Regions from separate parts of the Homo sapiens genome. Here region 1 is linked to region 2. A link is an interaction called in ENCODE POLR2A ChIA-PET data of the cell type or tissue named here. Cell type or tissue: Panc1. All regions are shown on one strand. Each heading gives the region's core, and the rest is flanking DNA. Links, peaks and the distances in the headings are about the cores only. Region 1 overlaps ANKS1B (ankyrin repeat and sterile alpha motif domain containing 1B). Region 2 overlaps ANKS1B (ankyrin repeat and sterile alpha motif domain containing 1B).

What was found. ChIA-PET counts read pairs that join two places held together with the same protein. Peaks named below come from ENCODE experiments on the same cell type or tissue, not always from the same donor. Only the 100,000 strongest peaks of a DNase experiment are listed, where the experiment ranks them.
Region 1: POLR2A ChIA-PET joins it to region 2 with 5 read pairs; 2 of 35 experiments call an interaction of 5 or more read pairs at or near these places.

Annotation. Positions count from the first base shown.
Region 1 is chr12:99,364,261-99,375,591 of GRCh38, reverse strand. All of the region lies in intron 12 of ANKS1B (ankyrin repeat and sterile alpha motif domain containing 1B), which reads left to right. Among named protein-coding and RNA genes, the nearest start is that of GARIN6, 280 kb to the left of the region's middle. In Panc1, for the core only: no CTCF peak of the experiment used is centred there; no DNase peak of the experiment used is centred there.
Region 2 is chr12:99,449,886-99,461,216 of GRCh38, reverse strand. The region is part of intron 10 of ANKS1B (ankyrin repeat and sterile alpha motif domain containing 1B); the gene reads left to right. Among named protein-coding and RNA genes, the nearest start is that of GARIN6, 190 kb to the left of the region's middle. RefSeq lists enhancers at 5,045-5,544, 5,545-6,046. In Panc1, for the core only: no CTCF peak of the experiment used is centred there; no DNase peak of the experiment used is centred there; H3K27ac peaks cover 802 bases.

The sequences.
Region 1 (11,331 bases), core at 4,709-8,708, 86 kb after region 2:
CAGAAAATCTGTATTTAGGATTTAGGAATTATGATACTATTACTAACAATGATTACTTTGTTGAGTTTTTACTATAGGTGAGTCATGAAGCTAAGTACATTTTCTAATCTCTTCAAGAATTCCCAGGAGATATCAACATTTCTCAGACAAGGAAAATAGTAACTTTCCCAAATCAACGTAAGAAAGGGACAGACCTGAGAGGTGAGCTCAGCTTTGTCAGGTTTAAAAACCAATGCCCTTATAGCAATGATATACACCAGTGGTTCTCAACTTGGGGTGATTTTACCCCTTCCTCCCAGGGCATATTGGGCAATTAAGGAAGATTGCTACTGGCATCTAGGGATACAGACCAGGGCTGCTGAAAACATCCTACAATGTACAGAACTGTCCACAGCAAAGAATTATCTAGCTCTAGGATGTCAGTAGTGCTGAAGTTAAGAAGCCCTGATATACCCAAGTGCTTTTTTAACTCAACTAACGGATTATCTTAAAACTTCAACTCTGTTCACCAAGTAGCCTTTAAGATAAGGTGATCCAAACTCATAGACTCCAAGTGGACTTGAATTCATTGACTCTAGAAAACAGAATGTGTCCCATTGGGAGGTAGCCGTCATTATTACTTTACAACAGAAAATTTACTTTTAAAAATTCAAAAACACATGAATTGCAGTTTAATCAAGGACAAGAATCCAAGTCAATTTTTTATTTAATTTACATTGATCTATAGTTCCTGGATCTTAGGTAAAAAAATAAAATAAATAAGTAAACAAATTCACATTGAAACCCATAAACAACAAAACTTGGCATACCAGAAACACAAAGAAGATGTGTGATTTAAGATCTTTTAGATAACCATAAGATCTTTTAAGATAACCATAAGAAAGCTTATATTGCTGTAATTTGTTCAGCTAGAAAATTGTAGCTTCTATGGCATATTTCTGGTTACTAAAACATCACCAAACTTCTGAATAAAGACCAAAACACTTCCCATATTAAACATTGAAATAAATGTGAACTATACATACATTTAAGATTAATAAAAACAAGCCAGACAATTATTTACTCTATTATTTCGGAGCCTATCTTTGCAGCTCAGGGTACAAGATGGGAATGCACCCTGGACAGGATGCTGTCCCTTCACGGGGTACACTCATATTAACACCTACACTCACTCAGCCTGGGACCCTGTAGACACACCAGTTCACCTAACATGTGCATCTCTGGGATGTGGGAGGAAACCAGAATACCCAGAGAAAATCCATCCAGACACGGGGAAAACCTGCAAACTCCACACAGACAGTGGCTCTAACTGGGAATAGATTTTTTTTTCCTCACCAACATTATAATGAAATGACATTTGAATGAAACAACATTATTCAAGGGCCTGCTGTACTATTCTTTCCATTCATTTATGTATTTTCTGGGAACCTCTATACTTCTGGAAATCATGTGTCAAATTCTAGTTATTCCAATAAAAAGTCTCAATCAGCACATTCTTTGGATTAAAACAACCTAAGCTAGATCAGGGTTACTGAGACTGAAATTGTAAGGAACTGGCAGCATGGTGTAAATCCAAATACATCACTAAGCATCCAGGTTAGTTCAGCTGGTGTTTTTTTTGTTACATGACTTTCTCAATGAAAGAAGCAATGCATTGATTTACATTCTGGCTTAGTTTCCTTTCCTTGAAGTGGACCAAAGTTCTAAGTCATTCTTAGGCAAAGTTCTCTACTATTTGGCTGAAAGTTTTCATTCTTTAATCCAGTCCACCCTTTCTCAAAGGTAGTTTTCTTTCTCACTTTCGCCAAGTCACTAAAGAAATCTAATTTGTTGGTAATGATTTGTCAGTTAAGCTTGTAAGATTGCATGCAACTAATGTAAGCAGGATTTAAAAAAAAAACAAAAAATGAAACAAGTATTCAAAAAGAGCAGTAACTGGAGCAACTAGGGATATCTAGGGAGAAGAAACTAATGAAAAAGTCTCTTTAAAACACCATCATTGAGATAAATCAGCTGGAAAAAATTTCAGCCTTTGTGTTGTTCAGTTAAAGATTCATATCCCATGAAGTGTCTGACTTGCCTGTATTGGACCAAATCTACATTCTTGGTCAGGGGAGGATGGGCCATTGCAACTGAGACTCTTACCCGTCTAATAGGGAAGGGATAGTTTCTCAGATGCTGTTACTAATGAAGGAGGATTCTAGTCAAGCAAAAACAAAAGATGTCCACCACACTGTCTTTCCTTTTTTCCTCTCCCAATTATCTTGAAACCCTGGGAATTTATTTCTGTATCTTCCAATTGTCATACGATACCTCTTGATGCATCTACTGACTCTTTACAGTTACATGCACATAATGGCCTATTCCTGCCCTTTCCTTGGGAACAATTACCCCATAGTTCCTCTTATTTCTCACTAGTGGTCAAGTTCACTACCACCTCTGCTATGGAACTCCAGGGGTAAGTAAGATATATGTAAAAATGAACCTACACTTGAAATTTACTAGTGATCTTCTTGGATATTTGAAGAAGGTGATTTTCACATCATATTTCATGGTACCTCAAACTTTCATGATCTATCTATGAGGAAGATACTTGCTTTTAATATAGACCCTTGCTGTTTTAATCATAACCAATTCCAATATCATTCCAGAAATTAGGGAATTAAGGCAGGGAAAAGAGTGCAGCTTAATATGACATGGAAGGCATACATTATGAGGGAGTGCAGATGAGACATGATAATTTCAAAATAACCACTGAGATATAAAGGAAATTGTAGTGCCCTGAAACCCTGGCACTGGTACCAGAGTAGGAATGTAAGCAGCTGAAAAAACTTGACACAGTGTACTTTTGCAGTAACATTTTATGCAGAGCCAGAAATTGTCGCATATAAAAATAATGTGCGTGAGTGTGTGTATGGATGTATAAAACTAGGGGAGGAAGTGGGGAAAGAAGCTAATATGTAGCAATTTTTCTATGTATGACAAACCCCTATTTAACAGTCTTGTTTAGGATTTGAAATGAGGATGGAAAACATATCATAAAATATCATTTACAAAGAAAGGAATTTTAAAAAGCAGAGATAATGGAACATTTTCTCTTTATAAACATCTTATTCTTCCCTGAAATCACAAACAGCTGCAGTATATTCTGACTAATTACAAACGAATCATAAGAAACACAGCATGATAAGAACCCTAAGTGGTTTCAGTATGGTGCAAGTTGATTTTAAACCCTTAAGTTCTATGTAATCCATGTTTTATTCACACTTGGGTCATTAGTTTTTTTTTTAAGACATATTTTTTCTTTTTAGGTTCACAGCAAAATTGAGTGGAAGGTACAGAGATTTCCCATATTTCCCTACTCCCCACAAGTGCACAGCCTCCCCCATCATGAACATCCCCCACTAGAGTGGTACATGTGTTGCAAATGATGAACCTACATTAACACACCATTATTACCCAAACTCCATAGTTACAGTAGAGTTCACTCTTGGTGTTGTACATTCTATGGGTTTACACAAATATGTAAGTAGACATGTATCCATCATTGTGGTATCATATAGAATATTTCACTGCCCTGAAAATCCTCTATGCTTTGCCTAGTCATCCCTCTGTGTCACCAATTTTAAAGAAATAATAATAGTGTTAGTTTGGGTCATTTACTAACGTAGTTAAATGTCTTCAGTACTATGGAATATTTTAACAAATAGTAAAGCATTATTATTAGTACAGGTGCCATTTATTAATAATTTATTCTTATTATATACTGGTGAAGTTTACCTTTGCATTATAAGTGGAAAGAAAATATTTTTCACAGGAATGTTTTTTTCCTTAATAATTAGAGCTTAACTATTTTCAGGCAGTAATTTAGCAACAAAGACCTGTTCTTTAGATATGAAATTGTAAAACTGAAGAATTTGGAAGGTTCTCACAGATGAGGGAGTACATTGTATTAGGCTTTTTCAGAGATACAAAACCAGTAAATTCTCTCTCTCTCTCTCAGTATGTATATGTGTGTGTGTGTGTGTGCACATGTGTATACTGGGTACTGTGACCTAGACAAGTTGACACATACCAAGAGGGATAAATTTACTTGCCTAAGAAATAGATTAGCAACTAATTCATCAGATCTTTAATCCTACCCTTCTTCTCACATGTCTTATCTCTTAAATTGTGCGTTTACAGAGATCACTAAAGCTCAGGGACTAGGAAAGGCTTCATCCTACTCTCCTTCCTCCATCAAACTATCACCAAGAGTTTAGGGCTTCCTGGGAGCCTAATCTGGTGCGGCATGTGTAGAGACAACATACAGTAAAATATAATACCCTGGTACACATGCTACCTAGACAAGGACAATTAGAATCTGGGAAACTATTCAATGCTTTGCATAATGAAGAAATAGATTAGGACATACAGGCTCTAAATGCCATACAAAGTGAGCTAACACACACACAAAAAAAGCAGGGGTAGTTTGACAAAGGACAACTTCATCTACCTTCAGATTTTCCTTGGGGTCCAAAACCAGAAACTGTCCCATGATTTGAGGGAGCCTAGCAAGAAAAAAAAACAAAACAGAAACAAAAACAAACAAAAAACCCAGAAACTCTATAGCAGAAGGTGAAGACAACAGTGAATATGAAACCCAGTTTGTCTTTGTCACTGAAACAGAATCTGTCCTCTCATCTGAACTTCAGTAGAGTGCATCGAAGTACTTGTAAGTCTCTTCTTCAATCTTAGGACTAACTATATTCCAATGTTTGTTGTTTTCATGCACAATGCACAATTTCCCCCAAGATTCTGATAAATTATGGTCATTTTTAAAAGGCAGTAAAATTTTATGAGACCATGATATCTTAGCTACAGTTCCAACAGGTAATTAAATTCTAGACCTGTGAAATTTCAACTAGTTAATTAAAGTAATATTTCACCCTGAAACTAGTGTATGTGTAGTGAAGCCAGGTACTTATTAACAAACAATTACCTTCCATCCAGAGGGCAAAAACCTCCTGAGACTGGGAAAATGTGCTGTGACTATATAATTTTTATTGAATTCATTGCATGTCTGTGTGTCTGTTGCCTGTCTTTTAAAGAGATTCTAGTAACTCATCTGGATCCACTGGCCTTCTTGGGTTTCTAGCTGCTTTCTTTATTCCCTTTGCTAAAACTCAGCCTAAATCCTTACTGTTTGTAGGTCCATGATGACAGGATTTCTTGGTGCTGTACCCATCATCATGTTCCATAAGCCATAACAATAATAGCTGAGGCAGGCTATCCCTGCCAATATTTCCCCTAAATGCTCTCTATTTTTTAAGTCATGGCCAAGCACTCTAGATCCATAGATCTTTGTCTAATCAACTTTGTTGTTAGCACTGACAGCTGAGACAGCTCCACCAGTGCCTTTTTGGCCCTAGAAGGTGGATCTAGTGCAACCCTATCATATCTATGCCGTTAGCTGCTGAAGACTAATTTTTTGTGCCTCCTTAAGTAATCTAAGAATAACAATCATGCCCCACTAATCTCCTACACACTTATAAGGGTCTTCTTTATGTTCTATCGTATCTCATCCTATATTTGTACAATGTTCTTCACCACATTTTTTAACTAAAATTTTCAAACAGTCAAGTTGAAAGAACAGTGTAATTAACGTATGCCCATCACCCAACAACCTACATTCAAGAGTTAACATTTGCCATATTTTATCTATCTATCTATCTATCTATCTATCTATCTATCTATCTATCTGTCTCTGTCTGTCTGTCTATCCGTCCGTCTGTCCGTCCGTCCGTCTGTCCGTCCGTCCATCTATCTATCTATCTATCTATCTATCTATCTATCTATCTATCTTTCTATCCATTTATCTATCTGTCTATTTATCTATCTTTCTATCTTGCTTGCTGAAAAATTTGAAAATAAATTCTGGAGATAATGTTACTCCTAAATATTTCAGTATACATATAGAAAAGAGCATTCTCTTAACCGTAATACCTTGCACACTGAGAAAATTATAATTTCTTAATCAAGTGATATCTAATCAGCCTATTTCATCTAGCATCTGTCTATCTAATTTATCCAATTTTCCCCAAAATGACCTTGCAGCTGCTTTTTCAAACCAGGATCCAGAGTTCACTTATTTAATTTGATTGTTACATCACTCAAGTTTCTTTAAGTCTAGAACAGTCCACCAACATTTATTTTTGTGATACTGACTTTTTGTTGAGATGATGACAATTGTCTTGTAAAATATATCACATTCTATATTTGTCTGATTGTTTAACTTGTCCTTTTATACCTGTACTTTTTATAACCTGGATATTAGGTCCAAAGTCTTGGGCACATCTAGCTTAAGCATTTGGCAAGAGTATGGTACTTCATAGGTGATTCTGAGTACCTTATATTGCATCACATTAGGAAGCATAAAATATCAGGCTTCGCTCTATTGGTCATGCTAAATTTTATCACTTTTAGGGTGGTTACTACTAGATCACTTCATTGCAAGGTCTGTTTGCCCTTTGCAATTAGCAAGTAAACTGTGGGGTAAATGAACTGTTGGGAATGACATCAGGTATTCCCCAGTGAACTTTCACGTAAGGGTTTATCATTCTTTGATGATCCTTGATGGGAACAGTGGTTTCATTGGGATTGCAAAATTCTGATTCTCTAATAATATTATTCCTTCTACGTTTATTGGCTGTTAATCTCTTATAAAGAGCTTTCCAAAATAAAATGGGTATTGGCGACAGCTTTTCCCAAAAAGGTGCGATATTCTGAATTATTTTTTTAATTGTCAAATTTTAGAGTGAAAAGTTGGTTTATTAGTGAGCTTTGATAGTCGTGTGTCTCTCTATCACTCTCTTCATCTTATTCTTTTTTCTTTTCCGTTTTCTTTTCTCAACCACTGTAAAATTGTGAATTTTTATATGTTCAGTGTTTTACAATAAATGACAACAGATAGTGCAAGAAAAAATACGCATATATTTTATACATCTATAATGCATATATAATACTTACTGCATATGAAGGATTTTGATTAAATTTTAATATTATAAGTTTCTAACTTTGATCTTATATTGTCTCTTTTCTTTTATAATGAAAATCTTAGTTTCTAAGACATTCATGTTTGTTTTATCCTAGCATATAAAGTAGGTTCTAATGAGAACAAAACTATTTTTAAATACTTTTTAATTATTTTATTTTTTTCTAAATTTTAACTTTTATATTAGATTCATGGGGTACATGTGCAGGTTTGTTACATGGCTATATTGCATAATGCTCAGGATTGGGATATGATTGATCCTGTCACCTAGGTCGTGAACATAGTATCCAGTGGGTAGTTATTCAACCTTTGCCCCCTTCCACCCTCCTCCTCTAGTAGTCTCGAGTATCTGTTGTTCCCATCTTTACATTCATGTGTCCCCAATACAACAAAACTATTGAGTGAAATTTAAAATTTATTTGAATCACTTTTTGTGCTTACAGTATATCCTAAAATTGTAGTCATAAAAATATAATCAGAATGCTTTGCCAAAAGTCACTTGAAATAATTTTCTCTCCGAGTCGTATTACTAATTTAAAATAGAGTTAGGCTTATTTATTCTGGTTTCCTTTTAATTTTAGGATTTAACTTTTCTATTTTCATTTGTAAAATTATATAAGGCATTTACATAGTTCAGATGTCAAAATTATATAAAAAGGTGTACTCAGAAAATTCTTCTTTCCATCTATTCCCTACTTTATTCCTCCCATTCATCCGCTATGTTATCATTTTTAAGAATTTTCTTTTTACAACACACACACACACACACACAAGCACACACACATACTCTGCTCTGAACCTTGAATTTTCCACTTAATACATTCTGACCATTACTTCTTATCAATACATAAAGACAGTCTTCACTTCCTTTAAGGTCTGCATTATGGTATTTCATTGGGTAGTATGTCATTGTTTATTCCATTATTGCTATTGATGGAAATCTGAATTACTTGCAGCCTTTTACAGCAGTAAGTAACCTTGTACATATGTTGGTTTGTTCTCCTGGAACTCTCTCTCTTGGGGAATATTCATAGAAGTGGGGTTCCTAGGTCAAAAGAAAATCTGAATATAATTTTTTAAAATACCGATTAATTCTCTTTCAAAGAGCTTTTGCCATTTTGCACTTCCATCAGTAATGTGTAGCTCACAGACTTCTTTCAAATGTTTGGATGTGTGCCAATCTGCTAGGTAAGAAATCTCTCAGAATAGCATTCATTTGCATTTTTCTTAGTATGAGTGAGATTAAGCAATCTTTTAGGTGCTCAGGGGCCATTTCTCTTCTTTTTATGAAATGCCCACGTCTTTTGCCCAATTTTCTATTCGGATTTTGAATTTTTCCTTCACTATTTTAAGATCTTTTTATATATTAGAACAGACTAGTGGTCCCCAGCTGGGGATGATTTTGCCTCCCTCCTCACTCCTCTCCCCACGTTTTTTGGCAATGTCTGGAAGTATTTTTGGTTGTCACACCTGGGAAAGGGGTGCTATTGGCATTTAGTAGGTAGAGGCCAAAAGTACTGCCGAATGCCCTGCAGTGCAGAAAACAGCCCCCATAACAAAGAATTATCCATCCCCAAATGTCAGTAGTGCTGAGCTTTAGAAACACTGGATTAGACCTTCTCCTGTGATATAAGTTGCAATATTTTCATCTGGTTTGTGATTTGTCCTCTGATTTTGTTTATGATGATTTTTTTTGGCCATTTCTTTTTTTTAAGTAGTTGAATTTCTCAATCTTTTCCATTATTGCTTCCGTATTTTGAGTCATAGTTAGAAAGGCTCCCTCACTCTTAGGATATAAGGGATTTCACTGTGTTTTCCTCTAGATCTTATATGGTTTTATTTTTTACATTTATGTAAAATTAATCTTGAGATAATGTATAAGATAGAATTCAATTTTTTTTACTTTTTCCAAATGTCTATCAAGCTGAACCAATATCACTTATTCTAAAGATCATCTTTCCTCCCAGCGATTTGAGATGCCAACTTTGTCATATACCCAATTTCTATATATACCTGGGTCTATTTCTGGACTTTCTATTTGTTTCATCATCCTTCTGTCTATTCATGGGCCAATACCACACTGTTTTAATTATAGAGGTTTACAACACAGGGATATAAAGCAGAGAGTTAGTTACACAGATGATGAAATAATAGAGGAGCCATACTGGGGGCAGCGAGGTGACCTACAGGCTAGCAAAAGCAAGAAGCCATTAGTGTCCTGAGGCTGAGAGACAAAAGGAAATGGTGGTTATCAGAGCCCGGGAACCAAGAAAACCAAGGAAATAATGGAACCATAAAAAAGGGACAGTCATCAATGGAGATACTTCCCAAGGCAGAAAGAAAGGGAGAGAAATACCCCTGACTTCTCCCTTCCTAACACCTTCCAGTCTTGCACAAGTGCTTCTAAATGGCTGTTCAAGCCCACCCAGAGCCCGGCTGATTTGGGAGTCTAGAGAAACACAGTCCAGAGGGGGCTGCCCCCTGTAATACAGAGAACAGAAGAAGAGAAAAGATGAGCTCTTAGGGCAAATAGATCCAGGTCCAGTGACGCTGATTTTCTTAGTCCAAGGGCTACTTCTGTTGACATGTAAAGGATGTAAAAAATTGTTTATTTTTTCATTTGTTGATTTTTATTATTCTCTTTCTTTTCTTATTTTTTTATACAATTTTGTTTCAGTACGACCCTATTTTAAGCAACTTCTTTCTTCTCCTTTGTAATCAAACCTCCAAGGAACTCTTGTACTATTAATATTTAGAGTGCCCCCTTCTCCATCAGAAGAGGTACCTGATAGAGACCGCCACTTCTGGTCTTGCCCGCTAAGTTGCTTCTGACTCCCCAGCATTCAGCACTCTGATCCCCAGGGATCAGACCTGTTCTGAATACTTTCTCATTTAGAATTGGACCCAGAACCACCCTTAGGCCCAGGGAAGTGTAGTTTTTGCCTCAGGCCCTGTGCCTTAAGGGCCCTGATCCATCCATATGGGCCCGGGTTCCTATTTCTTACCTTTGAGGCACTCTACAACTCTCCACTCTCTATACCCGGAATCATCCACCTGACCTGTAAGAACTCTGGGGCTCACACCCTTCTGAGTTGTCCCAGGACCCATGGCCAGCCTTGATTTCAGGAGAGCAGCCTGGCTAGTGGATCCCTCCTGCTGGCTACCACAGTATTTCTTTTGTGGGATCACATGAAATTGGTCTATCAGATTGTGCTGATATATGTACTTGGGTGACTCAATGTCTGACATAGGATGAGTTTCAGAGCTCTGGGCTACCAACTATTTGTCACTGACCTTTGGGCTTGAGCTTTGGGCCTCTGTGTTAATGCTCACTGGTGTGTGTCTGCCCATGTGGGCAGCCCTTGTGGGCGGCAGGAGCTGCAGGAGGTATCCTCAACCCAATGTACTCCCAGCCACTGGCACCCAAGATGCTTACCCCAATCCCTCTGCAGGCTCCATGCCACATGTCAAGCAGTCCTCTGGGAATGATCATTCTGTTTTCCGGTAAGACTCTTCTAGATTGTTGCTCAGCATGGCCAGTGGATCCTTTCAATCAGTATTCTACAATTGATGCAGTGATATTGTGTTCTTTGGGGTGGGGGGACCAATTCTAAGCCATGCTGAATGAACAATGGACATTCATTTACAGAAATAGAAAGTCTCTTCTCTCACTGCCCCTAGGACCCTTGTCTATCTTCCTCATTGGTGGCAGTTTGTGGAAGGTGGGAGTATAGCAATAATCAAAAGCAGTCAGCAATGCAATCAGTAATGCAGTGGTTTTGATCTAAATAGTTGAGGAAACACATGGTTGGAAGATAAGTTTATGATATAAAACTACCATCAGTAAAAACATGACCAGAAAACAAACCATCATTCACATTATCTGAAATACTCTGGGAATGACTTGCGTTCATGACCATCAATGCCATAACAACCTTCAAGAGAGTCACCGAAGTCAGAATCCACAGGGTGCATGATAGATGATGCAGTGTCATGAGTAATTATGTACAGCATTAAGTAAATGATATTAGAGAACTACAGGTACAAAATGGTCTGTGTTGCTTAAATACACACAGTTTCCAAAGAGCTATGGCAGTAACAATAATAGCATTGCTACATTTTTCTCAGATGGGAGATGCGGAAGTAGTTAGGCATGGGACATATGACAATAGGGAACATGAAGGTATGGTTTCTGGATCTGAACAGAAATAGGCAGTAATCAGACACTACAAAGAATCTTCATGTGCACTGATTGTACAATAAACATGTACAATAAACAAATATATATATACTGCTTG
Region 2 (11,331 bases), core at 4,556-8,555:
TCCCACTTATGAGTGAGAACATATGTTTGGTTTTCCATTCCTGAGTTACTTCCCTTAGAATAATGGTCACCAGTTCTATCCAGGTTGCTGCAAATGCCATTATTTTGTTCCTTTTTATGGCTAAGTAGTATTCCATGGTGTGTGTATGTGTATATATATATATATATACATGTATATATCCACCACATTTTCTTTATCCACTCGTTGATTGATGGGCATTTGGGCTGGTTCTATATTTTTGCAATTGTGAATTGTGCTGCTATAAACATGTGTGTGCAAGTATCTTTTTTTGTATAATGACTTATTTTCCTCTGGGTAGGTACCCAGGAGTGGGATTGTTGGATCAAATGGTAGATCTACTTTTACTTCTTTGAGGAATCTCCACACTGTTTTCAGTGGTGGTTTTATTAGTTTACATTCCCATCAACAATGTAAAAGTGTTCCCTTTTCACCACATCCATGTTAACATCCATTTTTTTTTTTTGTTATTATGGCCATTCTTGCAGGAGTAAGGTGGTATCTCATTTTGGTTTTGATTTGCATTTCCCTGATCATTAGTGATGTTGAGCATTTTTTTATATGTTTGTTGGCCATTTGTATATCTTCTTTTGGTAACTGTCTATTCATGTCCTTAACTCAATTTTTGATGAGACTGTTTTTTTCTTGCTGATATGTTTGAGTTCCTTGTAGCTTTTGTTGGATGTGTAGATTGTGAAGATTTTCTCCCACTCTGTGGGTTGTCTGTTTACTCTGCTGATTATTTCTTTTGCTGTGCAGAAGCTTTTTAGTTTAATTAAGTCCCATCTATTTATCTCTGTTTTTGTTGCATTTGTTTTTGGGTTCTTGGTCATGAAGTCTTTGCTTAAGCCAATGTCTAGAAAGGTTTTTCCAATGTTATCTCCTAGAATTGTTATGGTTTCAGGTCTTAGAATTAAGTCTTTAATCCATCTTGAGTTGATTTTTGTTTAAGGGGAGAGATGAGGATCCAGTTTCATTCTTTTACGTGGCTTGCCAATTATCCCAGCACCATTTGTTAAATAGGGTGTCCTTTATGCACTTTATATTTTTGTTTGCTTTGTCAAAGACTGGTTGACAGTAAACATTTGGCTTTATTTATGGGTTCTGGGTTCTGGATTCTCTATTCAGTTCCATTGGTCCATATGTTATTATACCAGTACCATGCTGTTTTGGCAACTGTGGCCTTATAGTATAGTTTGAAGTTCAGTAATGTAATGCCTCTGGATTTGTTCTTTTTGCTTAGTCTTGTTTTGGTTATGTGGGCTCTTTTTGGGGTCCGTATGAATTTTAGGATTGTTTTTTCTAGTTCTGTGAAGAATGATGGTGGTAATTTGATGGGAATTGCATTTAATTTGTAGATTGCTTTTGGCAGTATGGTCATTTTTCACAATATTGATTCTGCTCATTCATGAGATTGGGATGTGTTTCTATTTGTTTATGTCAATCTATGATTTCTTTCAGCAATGTTTTGTAGTTTTCCTTGTAGCAGGCTTTCACCTCTTTGGTTGAGTATATTCCTAATTTTTTTTTTTGTAGCTATTGTAAAAGGGGTTGAGTTCTTGATTTGATTCTCAGCTTGAAAACTGTTGGTGTATAGCAAGGCTACTGATTTGTGTATGTTAATTTTGTATCCTGAAACTTTGCTGAATTCATTTACCAGTTCTAGGAACTTTTTGTATAAGCCTTTAGGGTTTCCTAGGTATGTGATCATGTCATCAGCAAACAGTGACAGTTTAACTTCCTCTTTATTGATTTGGATGGCCTTTATTTCTTTCTTTTATCTGATTTCTCTGGCTAGGACTTCCAGTACTATGTTTAATAGAAGTGGTGAAAGTGGGCATCCTTGTCTTGTTCCAGTTCTCAGGGGGAATGCTTTCAAATTTTCCCCATTCAGTATAATGTCGGCTGTGGGTTTGTCATAGATGCTTTTATTACATTAACGAATGACCTTTATGCTAATTTTACTTAGGGTTTTAATCATAAAGGGATGCTGGATTTCATCAAATGCTTTTTCTGCATCTATTCAGATGATCATGTAATTTTTGTTTTTAATTCTGTTTATGTGGTGTATCACATTTATTGATTTGTGAATGTTAAACCATCCCTGCATTCCTTGTATGAAACCCAGTTGATCATGGTGGATTATCTTTTTGATATGCTGTAGGATTCAGTTAAGTAATATTTTGTTTAGGATTTTTGTATCTATGTTAATCAGGGATATTGGTCTGTAGTTTTCTTTTTATGTTATGTCCTTTCCTGGTTTTGGTATTATGGTGATACTGGCTTCATAGAATAATTTAGGGGGGATTCTCTTTTTCTATATCTTTTGGAATAGATATCAACAGGATTGGTACCAATTCTTCTTTGAATGTCTGAGAGAATTTAGCTGTGTATCTATCTGGTCCTGGCCTTTTTTTCTCGGTAACTTTTTAATTACCATTTCAATCTTGCTGCTTGTTGTTGGTCTGTTCAGAGTTTCTATTTCTTCCTGGTTTAATCTAGGAGGGTTATATATTTCCAGGAATTTATCCATCTCCTCTAGGTTTTCTAGTTTATGCACATAAAAGTGTTCATAGTAACCTTAAATGGTCTTTTGTATTTCTGTGGGATTGGTTGTAATATCTCCTGTTTCATTTCTAATTGCACTTATTTGGATCTTCTCTCTTCTTTTCTTAGTTAGTCTCGCTAATGGTCTATCAATTTTATTTATCTTTTCAAAGAACCAGCTTTCTGTTTATCTTTTGTATTTTTTTTTTTTCAATTTCATTTAGTTCTGCTCCGATCTTGGTTATTTCTTTTTTTCTTCTAGATTTGGGTTTGGTTCTTGTCTCTCTATCTTCTTGAGATATGACTTTAGATTGTCTATTTGTGCTCTCAGATGTTTTGAAGTAGACATTTGATGCTATGAACTTTTCTCTTAGCACCACCTTTGCTGTATCCCAGAGGTTTTGATAGGTTGTGTCACTATTATTGTTCAGTGTAAATTTTTTAATTTTCATATTGATTTCATTGTTTATGCAGTAATCATTCAGGAGTAGGTTATTCAGTTTCTATGTATTTGCATGGTTTTCAGGGTTTCTTTTGGAGTTGAGTTCCAATTTTATTCCACTGTGCTCTGAGAGAGTACTTGCTATGATTTTGAGTTTCTTAAATTTGTTGAGACTTGTTTTATGGCCTATCATATGGTCTATCTTGGAGAATGTCCCCTGTGCTGATGAGTAGAATGTATATTCTGCAGTTGTTGGGTAGAATATTCTGTAAATATCTGTTCTGTAAATATCCGTTTAGTCCATTTGTTCTAGGGTATAGTTCTTTGTTGACTTTCTGTCTTGAAGACCTGACTGCTGTCTGTGGAATATTGAAGTCCCCGACTATTATTGTGTTGCTGTCCATCTCATTTCTTAGGTCTAGTAGAAATTGTTTTATAAATTTGGGACTTCCAGTGTTAGGTGCATGTATATTTAGGTTTGTGATGTTTTCCTATTGGACTAGTCATTTTATCATTATGTATGTCCTTCTTTGTCTTTTTTAACTGCTGCTGCTTTAAAGTTTGTTTTGTCTAATATAAGAACAGCTACTCCTGCTTGCTTTTGGTGTCTATTTGCATGAAGTATCTTTTTTCACCCCTTTACCTTACGTTTATGTGAGTCCTTATGTGTTGGGTGACTCTCTTGAAGACAGCAGATACTTGGCTAGTGAATTCTCATCCATTCTACCATTCTGTGTCTTTTAAGTGGATCATTTAGGCCATTTACATTCAATGTTAATATTAAGACATGAAGTTCTGTTCTGTTTATCATGCTATTTGTTGCCTGAATACCTTGGTTTTTTTTTCATAGTGTTGTTGTTTTATAGGTCCTGTGAGATTTGTGCTTTAAGGAGATTCTATTTTGGTGTATTTCGAGGATTTGTTTCAAGATTTAGAGGTTAAAAAAAAATTTAGAGCTCCTTTTAGCCATTCTTTTAGTGATGGCTTGGTAGTGGCAAATTCAGCGTTTATTTTTCTGAAAAACACCATCTTTTTTTCATTTATGCAGCTTAGTTTCACTGGACACAAAATTCTTGGCTGATAATTGTTTTATTTAAGGAGGCTAAAGAGAACCCCAATCCCTTCTAGCTTGTAGGATTTCTGCTGAGAAATCTGCTGTTAATCTGATAAGTTTTCCTTTATAGGTTATCTGATGCTTTTGCCTCACAGCTCTTCATCTTGACTTTAGATAACCTGATGACTATCAGGTGCCTAGGCGATGATCTTTTTGTGATGAATTTCCCAGGTGTTTTTTGAGCTTTTTGTATTTGGATGTCTAGATCTCTAGCAAGGCTGGGAAAGTTTTTCTCTATTATTCCCTCAAATATGTTTTCCAAACTTTTAGATTTCTATTCTCCCTCGGGAACATCAATTAGTTTTAGGTTTGATCATTTAATATAATCCCAAATTTTCTTGGAGGCCTTGTTCATTTTAAAAAAAAAATTTTCTTTGTCTTTATCAGATTGGGTTAATTTGAAAGCCTTGATTTCAAGCTCTGAAGTTTTTTTCTTCTACTTGTTTGATTCTATTGTGAGACTTCCCAGTGCATTTTGTAATTCTCTAAGTGTGTCCTTCATTTCCAGAAGTTGTGATTTTTTTTATGCTATCTATTTCACTGGAGATTTTTCCATTCATATCCTGTATCATCTTTTTTGATTTCTTTAAGTTGCACTTAACCTTCCTCTGGTGCCTCCTTGATTGGCTCAGTAGTCGACCTTCTGAATTCTTTTTCTGGCAATTCAGAGGTTTCCTGTTGATCTTGACCCATTGCTGGTAAGCCAGTATGTTCTTTTGGAGGTGTTAAAGAACCTTGTTTTGTCATATTACCAGAATTGTTTTTTTCTGGTTCCTTCTTATTTGGGTAGACTATTTCAGAGAGAAGATCTAGGACTCAAGGGCTTCTGTTAAGATTCTTTGTCTAATGGGGTGCTCTCTTGATATGGTGCTCTTCCCTTTCCCCTAGGGATGGGGCTTCCTGAGAGCTGAAGTGACTGTTATTTTTCTTCTGAATCTAGCCTCCCAGTGGAGCTACTGGGCTCCAGGCTGGTACTGGGAGTGTCTGCAAAGAGTTCTGTGATTTGACCCATCTTCAGGTCTCTCAGCTGTGGATACCATACCAGCACCTGCTCTGGTGGAGGTATCAGGAGAGTGAAGTGGACTCTCTGAGGGTCCTTGGTTGTATTTTTGTTAAGTGCGCTGGTTTTGTTTTGGTTGTCCTCAAGCCAGGAGGTGGTGCTTTCAATAGCACATCAGCTGCAGTAGTATAGGAAGGATCAGGCCGTGGGTGGGGCCATAGAGTTCCCAAGAGATTATGTCCTTAGTCTTCAGCTACCAGGGCCAGCAGACAATAACCATCAAGTGGGGACAGGGTTAGGTGTGTCTGAGCTCAGACTCTCCTTGGGTGGGGTTTGCTGTGGCTACTGTTGGGGGTGGGGTTGCAGTTCCCAGGCCAATGGAGTTATATCCCAGGGGGATTATGGCTGCCTCTGCTGAGTCGCACAGGTCACCAGGAAAGTGGTGGAAAGCCAGCAGCCACAGACCTCACCCAACTCCCACACAGCCCACAGCCCAAAAGGCCAGTCTCATTCCCACTGTGCCCTGCCAACAGCACCGTTTATTTCCAGGCAGCCTATGAGCAGGACTAAGAACTTGCCCCAGGCTACAAACCTCCCTGCTGAGAAAGCAAGCTGACTCACAGAGCCTGCAGTGGCAATCTACTCCTTCAAAGGGTCTGTGGTTTTCTCTGCTTTCCTGGTATGTTCCTATGGTAGTTCTTGGAGCAAAAGTTCATGATGTGGGTCTCCACATGCTGCTCTGTCCATCTGAGTGGCAGCTGCAAGTTAGTCCTGCCTCCTATCCACCTTTTTCCCCCTTTACTCTCAGCAGGTTCATTTTCTAACTTCCTTTCATAGAGAGTCAGTGGCTACTTAGTAGGGGTTCTGGCCTGGTGGGCTAGTGCTAGGGTGTGTCTTGGTCAGGTTGGGTGTTTACATAATTTTGGAATGAATAGAAAGATATAGAAGATGAATACAGGGACCACTAAGAGTACAACCGGAGAAAAGAATAGGTTGTTAAGACAAAAGGGAAAGCATACAACCTAAAATGGGACTCAAAACCAGGAGAGCCTGAAGAGCCAAAATAAGAATTGAAGCACAAGTGCATTAGTAAAACAGAGAATCCACGGATTACTGATGTGATGCAAAATATTTTCTTTCTTTTTTACTTTCTTCATTGCTTAACATTTAGTCCATAAAAGTAAGCATTGGGAGGGAACCCATCTTCTATGGCCTCCCTTTCTCTTTCATTTTCTTAACTGTGCAGTTCTCCAGGATTCTAGTTCAGTCTTGCTAGCCAAGGCCAGGGAATTGTCATTCTTGGCATCATCCTGGGAGGAGGAAGGTAAAATTCTACAAGACTCCTGCATTTCTCATAAATCCTTGAGATTCTTCAGAGTAGAGAATTTATAAGACAAGGAAACATTTCTCCTACTAATATTGCTCACCAATTACAGCATACCTCTGGTGAATTATTATGCTAAAAGACCATCTCCCTGCCATGGGTTGAGAAAGAGGAGGAAACAAAAGTAAAGGAAAGGTGGGAGAGAGCACACTCTCCCAACCATCTGTTCATTGCACTGCTTTTTATGTTTGAATTGAGATCTTGGACTTTTAGATGTCCTCTAACTCTTCGAGTTTTTGACTCTTTGCTAGAACTTCTCTGGTGTAGATAAGACCAAAGTTCTTATTGGCTTGAAGCTGCTAGTCAATCATTCTACTCTTTAGCACACAGATGTGGCCTCTTGCATGCAGAGAATTTTAAAGTGACTATAGCCTTGTGGTCTGTTCTTTTTATAGATGAAAGTAGCATTTGATCATAGCCTCAAGGAAAGTAATTTTAGAAATGCAATGTGGCTGACTTTTTTTCCTAAATAGAAAAATTTAATCTTTTACAAAGGCAATTTTGTTTTCTTTTTATACACCTTTCCATCTTTCATCTGAATACTTTATCTTGCCAACATCATCTCCATTCACTTTTCCACACATATCCTGTGCTTCAGCCAAGCTGAACTATTTATAGCTTCCCAAAGGCATAATGCTCGTTCATGCTTCTGCCCTGTTGCATATTCTGTTTTCTTTGCCTGGAATGCTTCTCCCTCTTTGAGTTCTTGATGGCACTCATTCCTCAAGGCTATTACATTTTTTTTCTTCACTTTCTCTTTCTGCCTATAACCTAACTTTCTGCTCTGGCCCCCTCATTTGGTTAGTGGCTCATTCTTCTGTGTTCCCATATTGCTGAATTTGTAGCATAAGTAACACAATTTTGTAATTATATTTGCCCTTCTATGTTTTCCATTAAGTAGTCAGCTCCTTCAAAACAAGGCTGAAAGTCTAAGCACCATTGTAGCACAAACATGTTGGCCATGTTATAAACGTTAACCAAACATTTACTATATTAGTTATCTATTGCTATTTGTGGCCGAAAATAACAAACATTAATTATCTCACAGGGTCAGGAAACTAGGAGGGACTTAGCGGGATGCCTCTGACTCAAGATTTCCCGGGAGGCTGTAAGCAAGCTGTTGGCTAGAACTGCAGTCTTTTCAAGGCTTGACTGGGGCTGAAGGATTTGCTTCCAAGCTAACTCGTGGCTGTTAACAAGGTTCAGTTTCTGGTGGGCTGTTGAAATGAGGGCCTCAGCTCCTTACCATGCCACGTAGGCCTTTGCATAAGGTTGTTCACAATGTGGTTACTTGCTTTCCTCAGTGCAAGAGATCTGAGAAGGAGGACACACACAAGACGGAAGCCACAGTCTTTTTTTATAACCTATTCCCAGAAGTACAACTCATCTCTTCTTTTTTTTTCTTTTTTATTCTTTTTATTTGAGACGGACTCTCGCTCTGTCACCCAGGCTGGAGTGCAGTGGTGCAATCTCGGCTCACTCCAAGCTCTGCTTCCCGGGTTCACACCATTCTCCTGGCTCAGCCTCCGGAGTAGCTGGGACTACAGGCACCCACCACCACGCCTGGCTAATTTTTTGTATTTTTAGTAGAGACGGGGTTTCACCATGTTAGCCAGGATGGTCTCGATCTCCTGACCTTGTGATCCGCCCACCTTGGCCTCCCAAAGTGCTAGGATTACAGGCGTGAGCCACTGTGCCCGGCCTCATCTCTTCTTTGTTAGAAGCAATTCAACGAGTTCAACTCACACCCTAGGGGACAAAATTTCACAAAAGTGTGAATACCATGAGGTGGGGCTCAATTGGGACCATCCTAGAGGCTGTCTACCACACATTTCATCTGGTAAAGTTGCTGGCTAATTAAGACTTGAATATTTAACACTATTGTTGGTGATAGTAATGGAAGTTCAAACCCGGTATATTTAAGAGAATTGTTACTTTTTAACAAACCTTCACTAGAGAAAGTAAAATGTGTTAATTATTTGGATTATTAACTAATTCTCTTAAATTACTGTTAAATATTATCTTCCTCAAGTGGTACATAGTGAGTACTTTCTCACTGAAAATACTGAAACAGGATACTTGGGCTTTTTTACTTATGATTTCTGTACTGTTTCTCCCAGAAGTGGTAGTCATGTACAATCACTACAACAAAGTTACTTTAAAATGTAAAGATTTCATTGGTCTTATTTATTTATCTATTTAATGAGCATATATTGAACAGTTGCTGTGTACAAAGGACTGCCCTGGTGTTAGATATAATGCCATTTTTTGTACAAATGACAAATTTCTAGCTTTATATTGAAAACCTTAGTTTTTAATTACACAGTGAGAATGTTCATCTATAATATGAATATGGAAATGAAAATGTATAATATAACATTCTTCTAGGTCTGTCCATAAAAGGGAAAACATTTCCATAGGAAGTACTTAAGACAGGGATCTACAAGTTATCACCAACAAACTTAATCTTGTCTACTGCTTGTTTTTGTAAGTAAAATTTTCTTGGAATACGGACACACCCATTTGCTTATATATTTCCTGTGGCTGCCTTCTCGCTACCCAAAGAGAGTAGAGTAGTTACAACAAAGATCATGTAGCCTTACAGAGCTTACAATATTTACCATCTGGCCCTTTACAGAAAAAATTTGTCAACTCTTGACTTAATACCAAAACGTAAAAATTGTGCTTCATGAATTGTTAGATTAGGATTTATTAAATACTTATATTTGATGATTACTTAGTGATGCAAGTGATGCACTTAGGATTTTCCATAATAAGGCATCAAGCCACCTATCTAGTTTTATTTGCTATTATGATTATATTCATATATCTGATAATAATAGTAATAGATAATTTTATTGAGCACTTACTATGTGTCAGGCAATGTATTCACACACAGACATACACATACACACACACACACACGTATCTGTACATGCCTCATTTGTCTTTGTAACACTATGTGAAAGGCACTGTTTTACAGAAGATGAAACTGAAGTTAAATATACCAGAATTTCAGCTTAGGGTTTTCTGATTTCAAAGCCCAAAGTCTTTGTGTATGACTCCTCCATTTCTTAGCATTTCCTCCATGAATATTATATTTTATTCAAACTGAACTCTTCTTTATTCCACAAATGTGCCTCTTTCCCATCTCTCTACATTTTGCTCAACCTGCTTCCAACTCATGGAACGCCCTTCCCAGCCATTTCTTCATGCCTGAATTTTACTAGTCTGTCAGAGGCCTTCATAACTCCTGCCTCTTCCATGACAGCTTTCTTGAATTCCCAGCCAGAAGTAATCTCAGTCCTATTCTTCAGCTGAAAAGCATCTATCATGGTCCCTGGTATACTTAAACTGTTTGTTACATGCTGGGTATTGATGTTAAAATACTAGACTGTAATGTTGCACATGAATTATTTTATAGTCATAGAATATTTTTCTTCTAAAAGATAAAATAAACTATAAGTATTTTTTCTAATGTTGTTATTATAGACTAAACTGACATTCATAATGAATAATTAATATGTAGTAAGGGAATCTGACAAGAAGATAGTCCTCTTATTTCAATCTGAAATTGCAAGTATATTTTGCAGTTTTCCCTAAGCAGTTTTATGTGCCTCATTTCCTTTTTATCAGCAATATTTTGTAACTGCATATGTGAAATGTAGGTTGAGCATGTAAAACTGTCTTGGTCATAGGCTGCTATTTTACCAAGTCCACTGGATAATTGGTATTTTTTGTAAATTATATTATCAAGGATATTTTGGGAATAAACCAGCTTCTTAAGACTCATATATCTTCTAGAATATGCTTCTCATTTGGATTTTCTTTGAAAGGATCATGGAATTATTATAAAAGCCAGACCAGCTTTCTTCATATTATTAAATACATTTGTGTTGGTTTCCATTGACACAGGTTTTGCTTTATCTACTTTACTTCATTTATTACTTTAAAAGGATTGCATTAAGCTAAGAGCTATATAGAGAGAAATATGACTTTATGCAAAAATATAACCTAGTCTGGAAGAGTTAATGAACAATGCAAGATAGTACAAAATCAAATTATCAGTGTAATGGTATAGCTCATGGATTCAGAAGATGAAGATACTTAGTCTTTTCTAAATAATTTAGTACTTAATTATCCACTGTCTTATACTATGTATTAAAATACTCAGAAAAAAAACATTCAAGAAGCTGTTGGCTTACAGTTTGCAGGGAGTTCCCAGCATTTTCTTCTGGCTTTAGTGCAAAAGCAGTTAAGACCAGCCCTTGCAATGAATCATTCCTGTTGTGTTTAATTTTATAAGTTCAACTTAACTAGTCCGTGAGATGCCCACACATTTGGCTAAACATTATTTGGGATGTATCTGTGAAGGTGTTTTTGGATGAGATTAATATTTGAATGGCAGACTGAGTAAAGCAAATCATCCACCCTACTGTTATTGGCCTTATTCAATAAATTGCGGACCTGAATTGAACAAAAAGGCCGAGTAAAGGGGAATTTCTCCTGCCTGACCTCTTGAGCTGGAACACTGTTTTTTTCCAGGCCTCCAGACTTGGACTGAAATGTTGGCTCTTGACTTCGAGTCTGCCAACCTTTGGATTAGAATTTACAGCATCAACTTCCTTGGTTCTCAGGCCTTTGGATTTACAATGGAACTACACATAGGCTGTCCTGCACCTCCAGCTTACCAACTGCAGATCTTTGGACTTCTTAGGCTCCATTAATTATATGAGCTAATGCCTTACAGTAAATCTTTGTCTAGATAGATAGATAGATAGATAGATAGATAGATAGATAGATAGATAGATAGATAGATGGATAGA